Regions from separate parts of the Homo sapiens genome. Here region 1 is linked to region 2. Evidence: read pairs that join two places in POLR2A ChIA-PET (ENCODE). Cell type or tissue: HepG2. All regions are shown on one strand. Each heading gives the region's core, and the rest is flanking DNA. Links, peaks and the distances in the headings are about the cores only.

What was found. ChIA-PET counts read pairs that join two places held together with the same protein. Peaks named below come from ENCODE experiments on the same cell type or tissue, not always from the same donor. Only the 100,000 strongest peaks of a DNase experiment are listed, where the experiment ranks them.
Region 1: POLR2A ChIA-PET joins it to region 2 with 10 read pairs; 5 of 35 experiments call an interaction of 5 or more read pairs at or near these places.

What each region holds. Positions count from the first base shown.
Region 1 is chr6:30,691,717-30,700,510 of GRCh38, forward strand. It overlaps MDC1 (mediator of DNA damage checkpoint 1), which reads right to left. Exons shown (of 15, transcript NM_014641.3): 15 at 8,091-8,794. The coding sequence ends at 8,749. It also overlaps the pseudogene RPL7P4. Among named protein-coding and RNA genes, the nearest start is that of NRM, 5.1 kb to the left of the region's middle. In HepG2, for the core only: no CTCF peak of the experiment used is centred there; a DNase peak (open chromatin) is centred at 3,825.
Region 2 is chr6:30,764,939-30,773,765 of GRCh38, forward strand. It overlaps HCG20 (HLA complex group 20), which reads left to right and starts at 1,887. Exons shown (of 4, transcript NR_138037.1): 1 at 1,887-2,013. RefSeq lists enhancers at 4,148-5,347, 4,232-4,763, 4,764-5,295 and a silencer at 4,197-4,376. In HepG2, for the core only: no CTCF peak of the experiment used is centred there; DNase peaks (open chromatin) are centred at 4,523 and 4,813; H3K4me3 peaks cover 980 bases.

The DNA.
Region 1 (8,794 bases), core at 795-8,794, 73 kb before region 2:
AGGCTTTACATTCCTTCTCCGTCTCCTGGGCTCAGTACTCCCACCCTCCTCTGAATCAATGCTGTTGTATGCTGTACCAGACATCTTATGTTTTCCCTTGAATTCAGTCTCCACCCTGCTTTCTGCTTCAGTAAGTTGTCCCAAATGGACGGTATCAATGAAAGTCACAGTTTTTATTGAGAAAGTCCTCTCGCCGGGCGCGGTGGCTCACGCCTGTAATCCCAGCAGTTTGGGAGGCCGAGGCGGGTGGATCACGAGGTCAGGAGATCGAGACCACGGTGAAACCCCGTCTCTACTAAAAATACAAAAAAAATTAGCCGGGCGCGGTGGCGGGCGCTTGTAGTCACAGCTGCTCAGGAGGCTGAGGCAGAAGAATGGCGTGAACCCGGGAGGCAGAGCTTGCAGTGAGCCGAGATCGCGCCACTGCACTCCAGCCTGGGCGACAGAGCAAGACTCCATCTCAAAAAAAAAAAAAAAAAAAAAGAAAAGAAAAAAAAAAAAAGAAAGTCCTCTCTACACGACTGCTCTGTCCTCATCTTTTTGAGCTTGGAGGTGATCACAACAGAGCTGTGGGTACTAAGGCACTGCACTATTCTTTCTGATTTCCCTACACCCTGCCTACTTCTTTGTAATTATCACTTTATTAAACTCTCCCCCAAATTATCCTAATTTCACTGTGCTATTCATTTCCTGCTAGGACCATGAATAGAGACACTTACCACACAAAGCAATGTGCTACAAGCTATGGGGTTCATTGGAAGTGTAAGAGGCCAGACTCGGTGGCTCACGCCTGTAATCCCAGCAATTCGGGAGGCTGAGGTGGGTGGATCACTTTAGACCAGAAGCTGGAGACCAGAATGGCCAACGTGGTGAAACCCCATTTCTACTAAAAAATTTTAAAAATTAGCTGGGTGTGGTGGTATGCGCCTGTAATCCCAGCTACTTGGGAGGCTGAGGCAGGAGAATCCACTGGGTGATGGAGCAAGATTCTGTCTCAAACAAAAAAATAAATAAATAAAATACAAGGAAGTGTAAGAAAAGATCCCTAATCTCTAGATGTTTAACCTGAGGCATTTAAATAGTACCACTCATGAAGAGGGAGTGTAGCTGAGTGCTACATGGTGCTCTACAGACAGCAGGTATGGTAAGAAATCAAGGTCTCTGGCTGGGCGCAGTGGCTCACAGCTGTAATCCCAGCACTTGGGAGGCCGAGGCAGTTGGATCATCTGAGGTCAGGAGTTTGAGACCAGCCTGGCCAACATGGTGAAACCTCGTCTCCACTTAAAAGACAAAAATTAGCCAGGTGTGGTGGCAGGAGCCTGTAATCCCAGCTTCTCGGGAGGCTGAGGCAGGAGAATCGCTTGAACCCGGGAGGTGGAGGTTGCGATAAGCTGAGATCTCGCCACTGGACTCCAGCCTGGGTGACAGAGTGAGACTCCGTCTCAAAAAAAAAAAAAAAGGAGCTGGGCGCGGTGGCTCATGCCTGTTATCCCAGCACTATGGGAGGCCTAGGTGGGTGGATCACGAGGTCAGGGGTTAGAGACCAGCCTGACCAACATGGCGAAACCCCGTCTCTACTAAAAATACAAAAATTAGCCGGGTGTGGTGGCACACACCTGTAGTCCCAACTACTTGGGAGGCTGAGGCAGGAGAATTGCTTGAACCTGGGAGGCGGAGGTTGCAGTAAGCCGAGATCGCGCCACTGCACTCCAGCCTGGGCAACAGAACAAGACTCCATCTCAACAACAACAACAAAAAAAAAAGGAGCCGGGTGCAGTGGCTCACGCCTGTAATCCCAGCACTTTGCGAGGCCAAGGTGGGTGGATCACCTGAGGTCGGGAGTTCGAGACCAGCCTGACCAACATGGAGAAACCCTGTCTCTACCAAAAATACAAAATTAGCTGGGCGTGGTGGTGCATGCCTGTAATCCCAGCTACTCAGAAAGCTGAGGCAGGAGAATCACTTGAACCCGAGAGGCGGAGGCTGCAGTGAGCCGAGATCACGCCATTGAACCCAGCCTGGGCAACAAGAGTGAAACTCTGTCTCAAAAAAAAAAAAAAAAAAATGGAAAGAAAGAAATCAGGGCCTCCGGGACATGGACAATTTTAGAGTATGAAAGCTTTGAGTTGTGCAAGGGGACTAATATTTATCTGGGTCATACTGTCTGCCACCCCCACAATGGCTGTGCTTAATGTATATTATGAGATTAGATATGTTTAATAGCCAGCAAAATGCTTGGCAAATCTCATGCTATTTCTACTACACCAAAGTTTTCCAAACTTAAGTATTACTTACATGCAGAAAAGTGTACATAAGTAATCAACTATTTTTTAAAAATTGAAATTCATGCAACATAAAATTAACCTTTTTTTTTTTTTGAGTTGCGGTCCAGGCTGGAGTGCAGTGGTATGATCACAGCTCACTGCAACCTCGAACTTCTGGGCAAATGGTCCTCTTGCCTCAGCCTCCTGAGTAGTTGGGACTACAGGCATGCGCCACCACATTCAGCTAACTTTTTATTTTTTGTAGTGATGGGGTCTCACTATGATACCCAGGTTGGTCTCAAACTCCTTGGCTCAAGTGATCCTGCTGCCTTAGCCTCCCAGGGTGCCACCATGCCTTGCCTAACCACTTTATTGTATTTATTTATTTATTTATTTTTGAGACAGAGTTTCGCTCTTATTGCCCAGGCTGGAGTGCAATGGCGCGATCTTGGCTCACTGCAACCTCCGCCTCTTGGGTTCATGTGATTCTCCTGCCTCAGCCTCCCAAGTAGCTGGGATTACAGGCGCCCACCACCACATCTGGCCAATTTTTGTATTTTTAATAGAGATAGGGTTTCACCATGTTGGCCAGGCTAGTCTCAATCAAACTCCTGACCTCAGGTGATCCACCCACCTTGGCCTCCCACAGTGCTGGGATTACAGGCGTGAGCCACCACACCCGGCCTAGCCTAACCACTTTAAAGAGAATAATATAATGGTATTTAGTACATTAGTATATTAGTAATAGGTACAACCACCACCTCTATCTAATTTCAAAACATTTTTTTTTTGAGATGGAGCTTTGCTCTTATTGCCCATGCTGGAGTGCAATGGCTGATCTCCGCTCACTGCAACCTCTGCCACCCAGGTTCAAGCAATTCTCCTGCTCAGCCTCCCAAGTAGCTGGGATTACAGGCATGTGCCACCACGCCTGGCTAATTTTGTATTTTTAGTAGTGACAGGGTTTCACCATGTTGGTCCAGCTAGTCTCGAACTCCTGACCTCAAGTGATCCACCTGCCCCAGCCTCCCAAAGTGCTGGGATTACAGGCATGAGCCACCACGCTGGGCCTTCAAAACATTTTCATCACCCCCAAATAAAACTCCATACCCATGAAGTTACTCCCCATTTTCTCATCTCCCCCACCCCACAGCCACTGGCAACCACAAATCTGCTCTTGTTCTCTATGGGTTTACCTATTCTGGATATTCCTTACATGTGTAATCACATAATATGTGTTCTGTTTCTGGCTTTCCTTCACTTAGCAAAATATTTTGATATTCATCCTCAAAATATTGTAGCATATATCAGTATTTCATCCTTTTCTATGGTTGAATAATATTTGATTATATGGATATATCACAATTGTTTATCCACTCATTTGCTGATGAATATTTGTGTTGTTTCCACCTTTTTGGCTATTGTAAAAAGTGCTGATATGAACACTCACGTACAAGAATTTGTTTGAATAACTGTTTTCTTTTCCTTTTTTTTTTTTTTTTTTGGAGACAGAGTCGTGCTCTGTTACCCAGGCTGGAATGTAGTTGCACAATCATGGCTCATTGCAGCCTTGACCTCCTCCCACCTCAGCATTCCAAGTAGCTGGGATTACAGGCATGTGCCACCACACCTGGCTAAATTTTTTTTTTTTTTTTGAGAGAGAGTCTTTCTCTGTCACCCAGGCTGGAGTGCAGTGGCATGATCTCAGCTCACTGCAACCTCTGCTTCCCGGGTTCACGTGATTCTGCAGCCTCAGCCTCCCCAGTAGCTGGGATTACAGCCACATGCCACCATGCCCAGCTAATTTTTTTATTATTATTATTATTATTTTTTGAGACAGAGTCTCCCTCTATAGCCAGGCTCGAGTGCAGTGGCATGATCTTGGCTCACTGCAAACTCTGACTCTCTGGTTCAAGTGATTCTTCTGCCTCAGCCTCACGAGTAGCTGGGACTACAGGCGCACGCCACCACGCCCAGCTAATTTTTGTATTTTTAGTAGAGAGGGGGTTTCACCATGTTGGACAGGATGGTCTTGATCTCCTGACCTCATGATCCACCCGCCTCAGCCTCCCAAAGTGTTGGGATTACAGGCGTGAGCCACCAGGCCCAGTTAATTTTTTTTTTTTTTTAGACGGAGTTTTGCTCTTGTTGCAACGGCATGATCTTGGCTCACCACAATCTCCACCTCCCAGGTTCAAGTGATTCTCCTGCCTCAGCCTCCGGAGTAGCTGGGATTACCGGCATGCACCACCACGCCCAGCTAATTTTGTATTTTTTAGTAGAGACGGGTTTCTCCATGTTGGTCAGGCTGGTATCGAACTCCTGACCTCAGGTGATCCAACCACCTTCGGCCTCCCAAAATGCTGGGATTACAGGCATGAGCCACCACACCCGGCTAATTTTTGTATTTTTTAGTAGAGATGGGGTTTTGCCATGTTGGCCAGGCTCGTCTTGAACTCCTGACCTCAGGTGATCTACCCACCTTGCCTCCCAAAGTGCTAGGATTATAGGCGTGAGCCACCGCACCTAGCCCATTTTTGTATTTTTTGTAGTGACAGGGTTTTGCCATGTTGCCCAGACTGGTTGCCCGTGAAGTCCTGGGCTCATGCAATCCTCCCACTTTGGCCTCCCAAACTGCTGGGATTATAGGCATAAGCCACCCCACCCAGCCTGGACACCTGATTTAAATTCTTTTGGGTGTACACCTAGGAGCAGAATTGCTGGACTGTTCGGTAATTCCGTATTTAACTTTCTTTTTTTTCCTCCAATTTGAGAGCAGGTACTGCTTAAGTGCTTAGATTAGAAAAACAATCACAGTAGACACCTTAGCTCATTCTTCTAATAAGTCTGTTGATCCGGTTCTCCCTGTTGCCAGCATGTCCACTTTCTACAAAATGGGTGGTCTTTTTCTTTACTCTACCTTGTGGAGAGGATAATTTGAAGGGCTACAGGAAGTTATTTGCTTCTTTGAAGCATTTTCCAACAGTATAGATCTCAAGAATCAGATCCTCCATGCAGGTGATGCCATATTTACCAAGAGATAAAGCAATCAAAGTGTCATCTGTCAAAGCAATTTGCTTCTTATTGATTTTTGCCATAACCATGCTGGTAGATTAGTTCATTTACTGACTTCAGCTTTGGGTACCCCCATGCCATATATGGTTCTACAATCCTCAGCATGTTCATTGAAGCCTTGTTGAGCTTCACAAAGGTTCCACTGAAGATTTAACAAAGGCGAAGAAGCTGCAACACCTTTCGGACCTTTGGGTTCACACCACTGATACCTCTGATCCTGATGACAAACGGCAATTTGGGTTTTGCAGGTACATAGAAGTTGCCAGCTTTTCTGGCCATCCTAGCCATTCGAATTTCAGTTCTGTACATCTGCCTATATTCCTTGTGATAGTGCTTCACTTTTTCATAGATAAGCTTCCTCCTTGCCTTTTGAATCATCTTTTGGGCAAATTTCTTTCTCGGGCCTTTGATCTTCAGCTCTGGGAAATTCCTTCGCTTTTTAAGGGTTTCTGGCATAGCAAGAACCTCCTTCTTTTTCTCTCTCTTTTTTTTTTTAAGACGGGGTCTTGCTCTGTCTCCCATGCTGGAGTGCAATGGTGCGATCTCGACTCAATGCAACCTCCCCCTCCTGCATTCAAGCAATTCTCCTGCCTCAGCCTCCTGAGTAGCTGGGATCACAGGGGCTGGCCACCATGCCCGGCTAATTTTGTTTTGAATTTTTAGTAGAGACGGGGTTTTGTCATGTTGGCCAGCCTGGTCTTGAACTCCTGACCTCAGGTGACCTGCCCACCTCGGCCTCCCAAAGTGTTGGGATTACAGGTGTGAGCCACTGCACCCCGGCCCTCTCCTTCTTATCTACAACACTCTACATGAGGGTTCCAGCCAGAAAAGAGGCTACTTTTTTTTTTTTGTTTTTTTTTTGAGAGGGAGTCTCGCTCTGTCGCCAGGCTGGAGTACAGTGGAGCAGTCTTGGCTCACTGCAACCTCCACCTCCCGGGTTCAAGCGATTCTCCTGCCTCAGCCTCCCGAGTAGCTAGGACTACAGGCGCCTGCCACCACGCCTAGCTAATTTTTTGTATTTTTAGTAGAGACGGGGTTTCTCCATGTTAGCCAGGATGGTCTCAATCTCCTGATCTTGTGATCTGCCCACCTTGGCCTCCCAAAGTGCTAGGATTACAGGGGTGAGCCACCACGCCTGGCCTTTTTTTTTTTAGATGGAGTCTTGTTCTGTTGCCCAGGCTGGAGTGCAGTGGCACGATCTCAGCTCACTGCAACCTCCACTTCCCGGGTTCCAGCAATTCTTCTGCCTCAGCCTCCCAAGTAGCTGGGATTGCAGGCACATGCCACCACGCCCGGCTAATTTTTGTATTTTAAGTAGAGACGGGATTTCACCATGTTGGCCAGGCTGGTCTCTAACTCCTGACCTCAGGTGATCCACCTGTCTTGACTTCCCAAAGTGCTGGGATTACAGGCATGAGCTGCCGTGACTGGCCTTTTATTTTTTTGAGACAAGGTCTCACTCTGTTGCCCAGGCTGAAGTGCAGTGGCTCGTGTCCACCCACTGCAGCCTTGACCTCCTGGGCTCAAACGATTTTCCTCTTAGCCTCCCAAGTAGCTGGGACCATAGGTGTGTGCCACCATGCCCAGTGAATTTTTGTATTTTTGGTAGAGACGAGGTTTTGTCATGTTGCCCGGCTGGCCGTGAACTTCTGAGCTCAAGTGATCTGCCAGCCTTGGCCTCCAAAGTGCTGGGATTACATGTGTGAGCCACTGTGCCCATCCATATGTTTAACTTTTTGAGGAACCATCAAACTGTTTACCACAGAGGCTGAACCATTTAACATTCCTACCAGCAATGTATAAGGATTCTAATTTCTCCACATCCTTGTAATCAACCAACTTTTAAAATTTAAATCTGGCTGGGCACGGTGGCTCAAGCCTGTAATCCCAGCACTTTTGGAGGCTGAGGTGGGTGGCTCACTTGAGGTCACGAGTTAGAGACCAGCTTGGGCAACATGACAAAACCTCGTCTCTACCAAAAATACAAAATTCATCGGGCATGGTTGCACACACCTATGGTCCCAGCTACTTGGGAGGCTGAGAGGAAAATCGTTTGAGCCCAGGAGGTCAAGGCTGCAGTAAGCCGACATCGAGCCACTGCACTTCAGCCTGGGCAACAGAGTGACACCTTGACTCAAAAAGATAAAAGGCCAGTCATGGCGGCTCATGCCTGTTATCCCAGCACTTTGGGAAGTCAAGACAGGTGGATCACCTGAGGTCAGGAGTTCGAGACCAGCATGGCCAACATGGTGAAACCCCGTCTCTACTACAAATACAAAAATTAGCCGGGTGTGGTGGCATGTGCCTGTAATCCCAGCTACTCGGGAGGCTGAGGTGGGTGGATCACTTGAGGTCAGAAGTTAGAGACCAGCCTGGGCAACATGACAAAACCTCATCTCTACCAAAAATACAAAAATTTAGTAGAGCCCCGTCTCTACTAAACAATAAAAAAAAGAAAATTAGCCAGGCATGGTGGTGTGTGCCTGCAGTCCTAGCTACTCAGGAGGCTGAGGTGGGACTATTGCTTGAACTGGGAGGTGGAGGTTGCAGTGAGCCAAGATGGTGCCACTGCACTCCAGCCTAGGTGACAGAGATGAGACCCTGTCTCAAGAAAAAAAAAAAAATCTTAAGAAATGTCATACAAATTGTCCTAAATAGAAGATAATGATGAATTAAATACAAGTCTATGACTTTTTTTTTTTTAAGTTTGTGTCTTGAGACCTAGACATTTTAAAAAACTACACTACACCATAAGGCACAGAGTGAATATTTATTTATCACAGAGGTCAAGCCGAAGCTCTAATTTTATAAATCCTGGAAAAGCTGGCCAGAAAAGTACAGAGACTTGCCCAAAGTCAAAGCTAAAGATGCTTCCAGAGGCCAGGAGAGAAGAAAATGTTTTAGTAGCACTCCATAACTGGACCCTCAAATCTACTCACTCCAAGCATCCCTTCAAGTTCCTGACCCCAAAGTAAGAATCTCAGTAAGAAAAAAATAGAGATGGTTTCCAAATAGGAGGTAGGACACCATGAGTGGCATCGAGCAATAACTGCAACAGTCTGGCTAAAGATAGCTGCCACTTATGACATCTGAGCATGAAACTAGCTAATTTTAAAATGGCCATTTAATACATGCATGTAAGAAATCTTGTATCCCCTAAATCTATACAAATAAAAAACTATAAATACAAATAAAATAAAATGGCCATTAAAAAAACAAACAAACAAACAAAAAACAACCTGTGGCTTCCAAATCCCTTATCTTTTCATTTATTCATAAAGATTTCTGGTCCCACCCATGTTCCAGGACAAGTTGTATCAATATACCCCAATCCTTTCTAACGCCCTGAGTTCTTTCTTCCACATATCTTCTAATTCGTGGTCTGGGAGGGAAAAGGGTAGTGGAGTTCTCAGGTGGATGACATCTCCAAAGGGGAGAGGACAAAGGCCTCTGGC
Region 2 (8,827 bases), core at 274-8,273:
GGTCTGACCAAAATTTATTAGGCAGGAATTTCCTCTTCCTAATAAGCCTGGGAGCGCTATGGGACACTGGGGTCTATTTCACCCCTACAGCCTCGACCATAGAAGATGGCCACGCCCAGGGGGGCCAGTTCAGAGACCCACCCCCAGGCGTGTATTCTCTTTCCCAGGGATGTTCCTTGCTGAGAAAAAGAATTCAGCAATATTTCTCCCATTTGCTTTTGAAAGAAGAGAAATATGGCTCTGTTCCGCCCAGCTCACCGGCGGTCAGAGTTTAAGGTTATCTCTCTTGTTCCCTAAACATTGCTGTTATCCTGCTCTTTTTTCAAGGTGCCCAGATTTCATATTGTTCAAACACATATGCTCTACAATTTGTGCAGTTAATGCAATTATCACAGGGTCCTGAGGCGACATACATCCTCCTTGGCTTACGAGATGACAGGATTAAGAGATTAAAGTAAAGACAGTCATAGGAAATCACAAGGGTATTGACTGGGGAAGTGATAAGTGTCCATGAAATCTTCACAATTTATGTTTAGAGATTGCAGTAAAGACAGGCATAAGAAATTATAAAAGTATTAATTTGGGGAACTAATAAATGTCCATGAAATCTTCACAATCCACATTCTTCTGCCATGGCTTCAGCTGGTCCCTCCGTTTGGGGTCCCTGACTTCCTGAACAGTGATTACATGGGGACAATGGGAATGAGGAGGAAGAATGAGAGGCATTTGCTAGAAAATGTATTCAAACTGATGGCTGGTCTGAAAGGGAGTTGTAGGCTGGGGTGATGAGAGACAGGTCTCATAGCAACAGGGTAAACAAAGTAAACTTGGCTTGGTTGGTGTTTTATTTATTATTATTATTTTTTTGAGATGGAGTTTTGCTCTTGTTGCCCAGACTGGAGTGCAATGGTGCAATCTCAGCTCACTGCAACCTCTGCCTCCCAGATTCAAGTGATTCTCCTGCCTCAGCCTCCCGAGTAGCTGGGGTAACAGGTATGTGCCACCATGGCCAGCTAATTTCTTTATTTTTACTAGAGACGGGGTTTCACCATGTTGGCCAGGCTGATCTCCAACTCCTGACCTCAAGTGATCCGCCCACCTTGGCCTCCCAAAGTGCTGGAATTACAGGCATGAGCCACGGCACCCGGCCTATTATTATTATTATTTTATTTCGAGACAGGGTCTTCCTCTGTCACTCAGGCTGAAGTGCAGTGGTGCAATCTCAGCTTTCTGCAACCTCTGCCTCCTGGGCTCAAGCGATCGATCCTCCTGTCTCAGCCTCCCAAGTAGCTGGGACTACAGGCGCATGCCACAAAGCTAGGCTAATTTTTTTTTTGTATCTTTTGAAGAGGCAAGATTTTGCTGTGTCCAGCCTGTCTCCAGGCTGGTCTTGAACTCATGAGCTCAAAGCAATCTGCCCACCTTGGCCTCCCAAAGTGCTGGGATTGCAGGTGTGAGCCACTGCACTCGGCAGCAGGTGTTTTAGATTGGGCTACCTTGAAGCAGAACCTGGGGTGGGGACTTTTGTTCAAGAGATACACTGCGGGAGGCTCTCAGGAGAAAGACTGAAGAAAACAGGATAGGGAAGGGAAAAAGGCTAAGCAAGGATGTGAGCTTCAGCCTGAGCTCATGGGGAAGCTCAGGGCAGCAAATTGCACCAGTCAATTGCACTTGGAGGCATGGGGGCTGGCGTTTTGTAGATCTGCTTTAAGGTCAGGCAGCCACTGGGAGTCTGTCCAGAGTGTGTGCAAGGGAGGAGGGCTTGGCTCCTGTTTGGCCCAGGGCAATTCTCCAGAAAAGGGGACAATTGTGTGTGGTTATCAGCTGATATTCCCAAAAGCTGGAAAGTGAGTGGACTCACTGGTGAAAAGGACCTGAGCCCAAACAGTGTCCATGATAGTGAATCCATTTTGGTTGTGTTGGATTTGAGGTGGCAAAGAAATAAGGAACTGGCATGTGACTGCGGGAAATTGGAGCTACAAGACAGGAGTTCAGGTGAAAAGATAGGACTAGGTATGTAGCTATTGGAGTGGGGGACTTCGGCGCACAGATGATAGGGTTTTTTGTTTGTTTGTTTGTGAGGGTTTTTTTGTTTGTTTGTTTGTTTGTTTGTTTGGAGAGAGGGTCTTGCTCTGTAACCCTGGCTGGAGTATAGTGGCATGATCATAGCTCTCTGCAGCCTTGACCTCCCAGGCTCAAGAGATCGTCTCACCTCAGCTTCTTGAGTAGCTGATACTACAGGTGTATGTCACCACTCCCAGCCAATTTTTTAAACATTTTTTTAGAGACTGGGGGTCTCACTGTGTTGCCCAGGCTGGTCTCAAATTCCTGGGCTCAAATGATCCTGCTGCCTCAGCCTCCCAAAGTTTTGGGATTATAGGTGTGAGCCATGGCGCAGGCCTAGATGATAGTTTAAACAAGAGGGAATTTGTATATTTGTCACTTTGGGGGTTGCTGGTGGCCTTTGAAGGAAGAGTTTCACAGCAGGACAGAGTACAAAACCATATGGTGACGTGAGGTCTAGTAATGCTTTCCACAGTTAATGTCCTTCCATTCTGACTAACTCTTAACACCTCTAGGGTACTTTCTCCTTCGACTTATGTGCTGCTCATTCTGGCTTGTCCTCTGTGTTCTGGTTATTTTTTGTTGTCCAACAAATTGCCTCAAAATTTTGTGGCATGAGACAACCCTTTATTACGTTCACGGATTCTGTGGGCCAGGAATTTGGACACACCGCAGTGGGGATGGCTTGTCTCTGCTCCATGTTATCTGGGGCTGCAGCTGGAAGACTCGAAAGCTGGGGGACTGAAATCGTCTGCAGACACTTTGCAGTGGATGCTGGCAGTTAGCTCAGGGACCTCAGGGTTTCTACCTGTGGTCTAGTTAGAGTTTCTCTTGCATAGTGGCTGGGTTGCTGTGAGGGAACCAGGCATGAACTGCTTTTTTTTTTTTTGAGGCGGAGTTTCACTCTTGTTGCCCAGGCTGGAGTGCAGTGGTGCAGTCATGGTTCACTGCAGCCTTGACTACCCAGGCTTAAGTGATCCTCCTGCCTCAGTCTCCCTGGTAGCTGGGGCTACTGCCAACATGCCTGGCTGATTTTTGTATTATTATTATCATTATTTTGTAGAGACAGGGTCTCACTATGTTGCCCAGGCTGGTCTCCAACTCCTGGGCTCAAGCAATCTGTCCATCTCAGCCTCCTAAAGTATTGGGATTACAGGTGTGAGCCACTGTGCCCAGCTGCATTCTTTTTATAACCTCATCTTTTTTTGATCTGCATCACCTCCCTCCTACCCTATTGGTCAGAGTAGTCACAGCCCCGCTCCCATTCAAAGAGAGGGAACATGGCCCCTACCTGGAGTGTCAGTCATGGGACAAGGAGAGCAAGTGGAAAGGGGCACCCAACTTTGGAAAATACCATCGGCCACACTCTATCGGAGCCTCCATTTGCTTTTTATGAGTGGCCTTCATTTATTTAGCTGTCATTGGGTCAACAATAACAGCAACTTGAGGAACCTCTTGAGGGCAGGGATCAGGCCTGTTACGTTTGTTTACTTTATCTTTATATCCTGAGCATTGGCCCAGGAATAAGTATCTGTGGAAGGACGGGATCCTTCTAAGTCTCTCATCTATTTTTCATACACGGCATCATTTAATTCTAAACTAGCTGTCATTACCATTTCACAATTGAAGAAACTGAGGCTTAGAGGCGCAAATGGTCTCTCTCAGATGACTCAGGTCTTCTGGGTTGATGTGGCTTTTATTAAGAACTTGTTGTCTCCAACAGCAAATAGCATTCCTAGGGGCTGGGGCTGTTTCTTCAAGGCCCCTGCCTCTGCACCCTGGTAGCAGCACAGGCCTAGCTGTAGGGCTGTGGACAGCGTGCCCTCGGCTGCTTACTGACTGGTTGGCATTTGATACATATGATGATTTAACATGAAGATTTAGTGTGATTTTGCATCTCTTCATGGGAGCAGGGTCAGGACCAGGTCCTGTTGCGGAATTCAGCTTTGGGGCTGGGTAGAAGACTGGGATGAAGTTGCTCCTCATCTCTGTGCCCTGGCTATGAGCAGGCAGCACCTGGGTCAGGAGTGTGAGGTGAGTGGGTGATGCTAAGGAGGGTTCAGGTGGAGCAGTCAGACTGTGCTGAGTAACTCCCCTGGAGGGGAAGGGGGACGTGGTGGAGGCAGTTCCTGGAGGCCCAGCTCAGAGCGGAGAAAGGAGCCAATTACCACCTCCTCCCAAGTCACATCCCAGCCCTGGGAATACTTCACAGGCTCCGGGGAAATCCCGGCCAAGTGGCAGAGTGGGTGGTGGGGTGCTTATCACTCATGATCAGGAGTGGGTGGGGGCGGATCTTAGAGCTTGCATCAGGCCTCAATTTTCCAACTCCTGCCTGTGATCCACCCCCGCGCCCACTGCACACCACCAACCAACCTTTGACTTTATCTCTTTAGTTGATTTCTCAGAGATTGCAGATCAGGAAGGGCCTTTGGAAACCACAGCTTCCACTTCCGCTGTGGGGGCAGAAAGCACGGGACAATCTAACCCTTTCGTGCCTGGAAAGTAACAAGGAGGACTCTGCCCTTACCAGGTTCCCAAGGTCCTGTACCAGCCCCACAGGGACTGCTGAGGGGAGCTTTTTCTCTCTGGTTCCTCATCCTCTCCTCTACTCAGGTGTAGGCTGTCCCTGCCTAGTTGGTCTGACAGTAGCTCCCTGCGACTTCTCATATCACCTCCGACTCCCCAGCCTCACCTCCACGGGCCCTGATGCACTGGCTTCGGCTGTGTCTTTTGTGAGTCATCCTTGCTGCTTTGTTCCAGCCCCACTGATGGGCCTCCTGCCCTCCCCCATGCAGGACTTAGTCACCGCTCGTGTCATCAATCCCTCTGGAATGCACCCCTCCTCCAGACACCCATGCTCCCCACATCCTTTATTATTTTGTTAAAACTAGCAATGCCCCCCCCAACCCCCATGATTAAAATAGTACATGTTTGTTGTGGGAAATCTGTAATATGCAAAATATACACAAAAGAGAATAAAAAGCACCAATAATTCCATAACCCAAATTAGCTAACATTACATTCCGGTGGATTTCCATCTGGCATTCTCCTCGCCAGAACTCCGTCCAGCTTCAGGCCTTCATGTGTGCTTATTGCTTCTTTTACCTGCAGTCATGCTCTCTGTCTCTCCCCTCCTTCAATCTGTGAGCAAATCTACTCATCCTTATTATTTTAAGGGTCATTCTTTCAGAGAAACCTTCCCTCTACCCCCAAGCTAGTCTCTTTATTACACACTCACAATACCCAGTACTTTTCCTTGTAGCACTCACCACAACTAGAAATAAATCATCATTTTTGTCCTCTTGTGTTTAATGTCTGCCTAGCTACCTGACGTAAGGTCTGTGACTGGTTTTCTTGTTTACTCTGATGGCCCTAGCACCCATCACAGTGCCCTGTACTCAGAAAACATACATCATACCCAGATGCCTTCCCGGAATAACCATGTGCCTGTCTTCCCAGCACTTACAATAATCAATTTAACAAATATAATTAATCAATTACTATGTGCCTGGCTTGGTTTCAGGTACAGGATACCAAGCAAAATGACCCAGTTCTTACCCTCGAGGAGGTCTCAGTCTTTTGAGGGAGACAGATCAGTAATGGAAGCTTTCTAATGTACAGCTAAGTAAACGGTGATCAATAGTGTTAGGTAAAGTGTGGAGGAGAGGTCCGTGAACAATCCTGGGGAGATGACACCATTGTTTTATCTTGTTAATGCATTTACTTCACAGAATCACAGGATAATGGAATTGGACGGCACCATGAGATCAGCAGGCCCATCTCTTCCTGTACAGATGAGGAAACTAAAGTGGTGAAGGGTAGTGAAGCCACTTAGCCAAAGCCATTGGGTGACAGATCTGGGAATAGAACTTGGATCTTTAGATTCCCAGCCCAGGGCTCTTTCCACTGTACCTGGGGGCCTTTGGACTCCCCCTCCCCTCTCCTCTTATTCTGTTAATCCCCAAGTCCTTTGATTTTCCCCATGAAGGTCTCTCCAATCTCTCCACTTTTCCTCATCCCCACATCACCAGGCTCTAAGCCTCCAACATCATCTCCAGCCTGAGCACCTACCCTCACCTCCTACCTCATCTCTCTGCTTCTAGTCTTGCCCTGCTCAGATGCCTTCTCCACTCTGCCGCCAAAATGAGCCTCACAGATGTACGCATGTCTGTCCCTGGCTTAGAACTCCAGTGGCTTCCCACCAGGCTTTTAGAAATATACTCAAAATTCTTATATGGTGTATTAGTCAGCTCAGGCTGCCATAACAAAATATCCTAGACGGGGTGGCTTAAACAACAGAAGTTTATTTCTCACAGTTCTGGAAGCTGAGAAGTCCAAGACCAAAGTGCTGGCAAGGTCAGCTTTATTCAGACTTTCAGAGTCCTCTTTTCTTTCTTTCTTTTATTTTATTTTATTTTATTTTTTTATTTTTTTTGAGACAGCATCCTGCTCTGTTGCCCAGGCTGGAGTGCAATGGCGTGATCTCGGGTTCAAGTGATTCTCCTGCCTCAGCCTCCCGAGTAGCTGTGACTGCAGGTGCCCGCCACCACACCCAGCTAATTTGATACTTTTAATAGAGACGGGGTTTCACCATGTTGGCCAGGATGGTCTCGATCTCTTGACCTTGTGATCTGCCTGCCTCGGCCTCCCAAAGTGCTGGGATTACAGGCGTAAGCCACCACGCCTGGCCTCTTTCTTTCTCTTTTTTTTTTTTTTTTTGAGACAGAGAGAGTCTTGCTCTGTCACCCAGGCTAGAGTGCAATGGCATGATCTCGGCTCACTGCAAACTCTGCCTCCCAGGTTCAAGTGATTCTCCTGTCTCAGCTTCCTGAGTAGCTGGGATTACAGGCGCCCACCACCATGCCTGGCTAATTTTTGATTTTTAGTAGAGACGGGGTTTCACCATGTTGGCCAGGCTGTTCTCAAACTCTTGATCTCAGGTGATCCACCCTCCTCAGCCTCCCAAAGTGCTGGGATTACAGGTGTGAGCCACCGCACCTGGCCCAGAGTCCTCTTTACTTCGTTGTAGGTGGCCGCCATTTTGCTCTGTACTCACATGGCCTCTTCGTGCATGTGGGGAGAGAGAGCTCTCTTGTGCATCCTGTTCCTTTTATAAGAACACCAGTCCCATCAGATTAGGGCCTCACCCTTAGGACCTCATTTAACCTGAATCACCTAAAAACCCTATCTCCAAATATAGTCGCATTGAGAGTTAGGGGTTCAACATACGAATTTGGGGGGACACAATTCATTCCATAGTGTAGGGTCCACTGGGCCTTTTTTGGTTGAGCCCACCTTACCAGCCTCTTCTAAACCCAACTCACCTCTCTGTCTGTACGCTTTTATATCTTGGAATTTTTTTGGTTCCTCCGACTTGTCTGGATCTCTTGTAGCTCAGGTTCCCCCTCCCCCTGCTCTGATGTTTTTATATTTTCATCATTTTCAAGTCTCAGTTTGAACATTAGCTTCTAGGAGAGGCCTTCCCTGATCTGCATCCTGTGTTAGGTCCTCTGGCTATACATGCCTATGGTACCCTGAACTCCACCTTGTGTAAGAGTCACCACCTCAGTCCTGTGTGTTTCATATCTGTCCTTCTGAGCTCCACAAGGCAGGAAGATCTCTGTCTGGTTGGTTGCAGTATCCCCAGGGCTAGCACAGTGCCTGGTGCCTACTAAGCAGTCAAGATTAACTTTTACTGGTAGATGCTCAATACATTTCCATTGACCTGAGCTGTCCTCAGAGAGTATATGTATTTTGTTGTCTAATTTGGGTTGAAATCTCTCAGAAGGGTCCTATCTGTTCCTTACTTGAAATCTCCTATCCCGTGCCCATCCTGGGCTCCTTCATTCAGGAAACATTCCCATAAATGATTATTAACTGATCTCCCTACAACTTTCCCAACATGTATCACATTTGAAGGAACAATCATATTTAAAAGAATATGTTACATAGCAGGACAGTTTATTATGAATGTCATGTAACAACAATCTACTGAGAATTAAAAAGAAACTAAAGTGTTCCTCTCCTCTCCCACCTCTGGGCAACCAGGACTTCATTTCTTTGAAATTGTGGATTTCCTGACCCCTGAGGTGTTTGGCTTTTTGTGTATGTTTTAGAAGGAACAGAAAGAATCAGGCTGGGTGGGGCTGTAAAGGAAACCCACCCTAAGCAGGCCTCGTTTTGGAAGAGCTGGAAAGATACCTGTGGTGCCAGATGGTATGAGAGTACAGGGTGTGAGGGCAGGAGCCTACTTCTTGGTTGACTCTTAGACTTCCATGGACTCATGGAAAAGAGAAGGGGTGCAGGCTGGGCACAATAGCTCATACCTGTAATCCCAGCACTCTGGGAGGCCGAGGTGGGCAGATCACTTGAGGTCAGGAGTTTGAGACTAGCCTAGCCAACATGGTGAAACCCCGTCTCTACTAAAAATACAAAAATTAGCTGGGCGTGGTGGTGGGTGCCTGTAATCTCAGCTACTCGGGAGGCTGAGGCAAGAGAATCGCTTGAACCTGGGAGGCGGAGGTTGCAGTGAGCTGAAGTCATTCCACTGCACTCCAGCCTGGGCAACAAGAGCAAGACTCTGTCTCAAAAAAAAAAAAAATCAGAATGGTGGTTAGTTTGGAGTGAGGTGGGCAGGAAAGAGGGTGCTACATATTGACTGCAAGGGAAACAAGGGAGACTCCTGGGTTGAAGCTATCTTGTCTAGATGGTGGTTAAATGGGTAAATATAAATGTAAAAGCTCATCGGTTTGTTTCCTGCTGA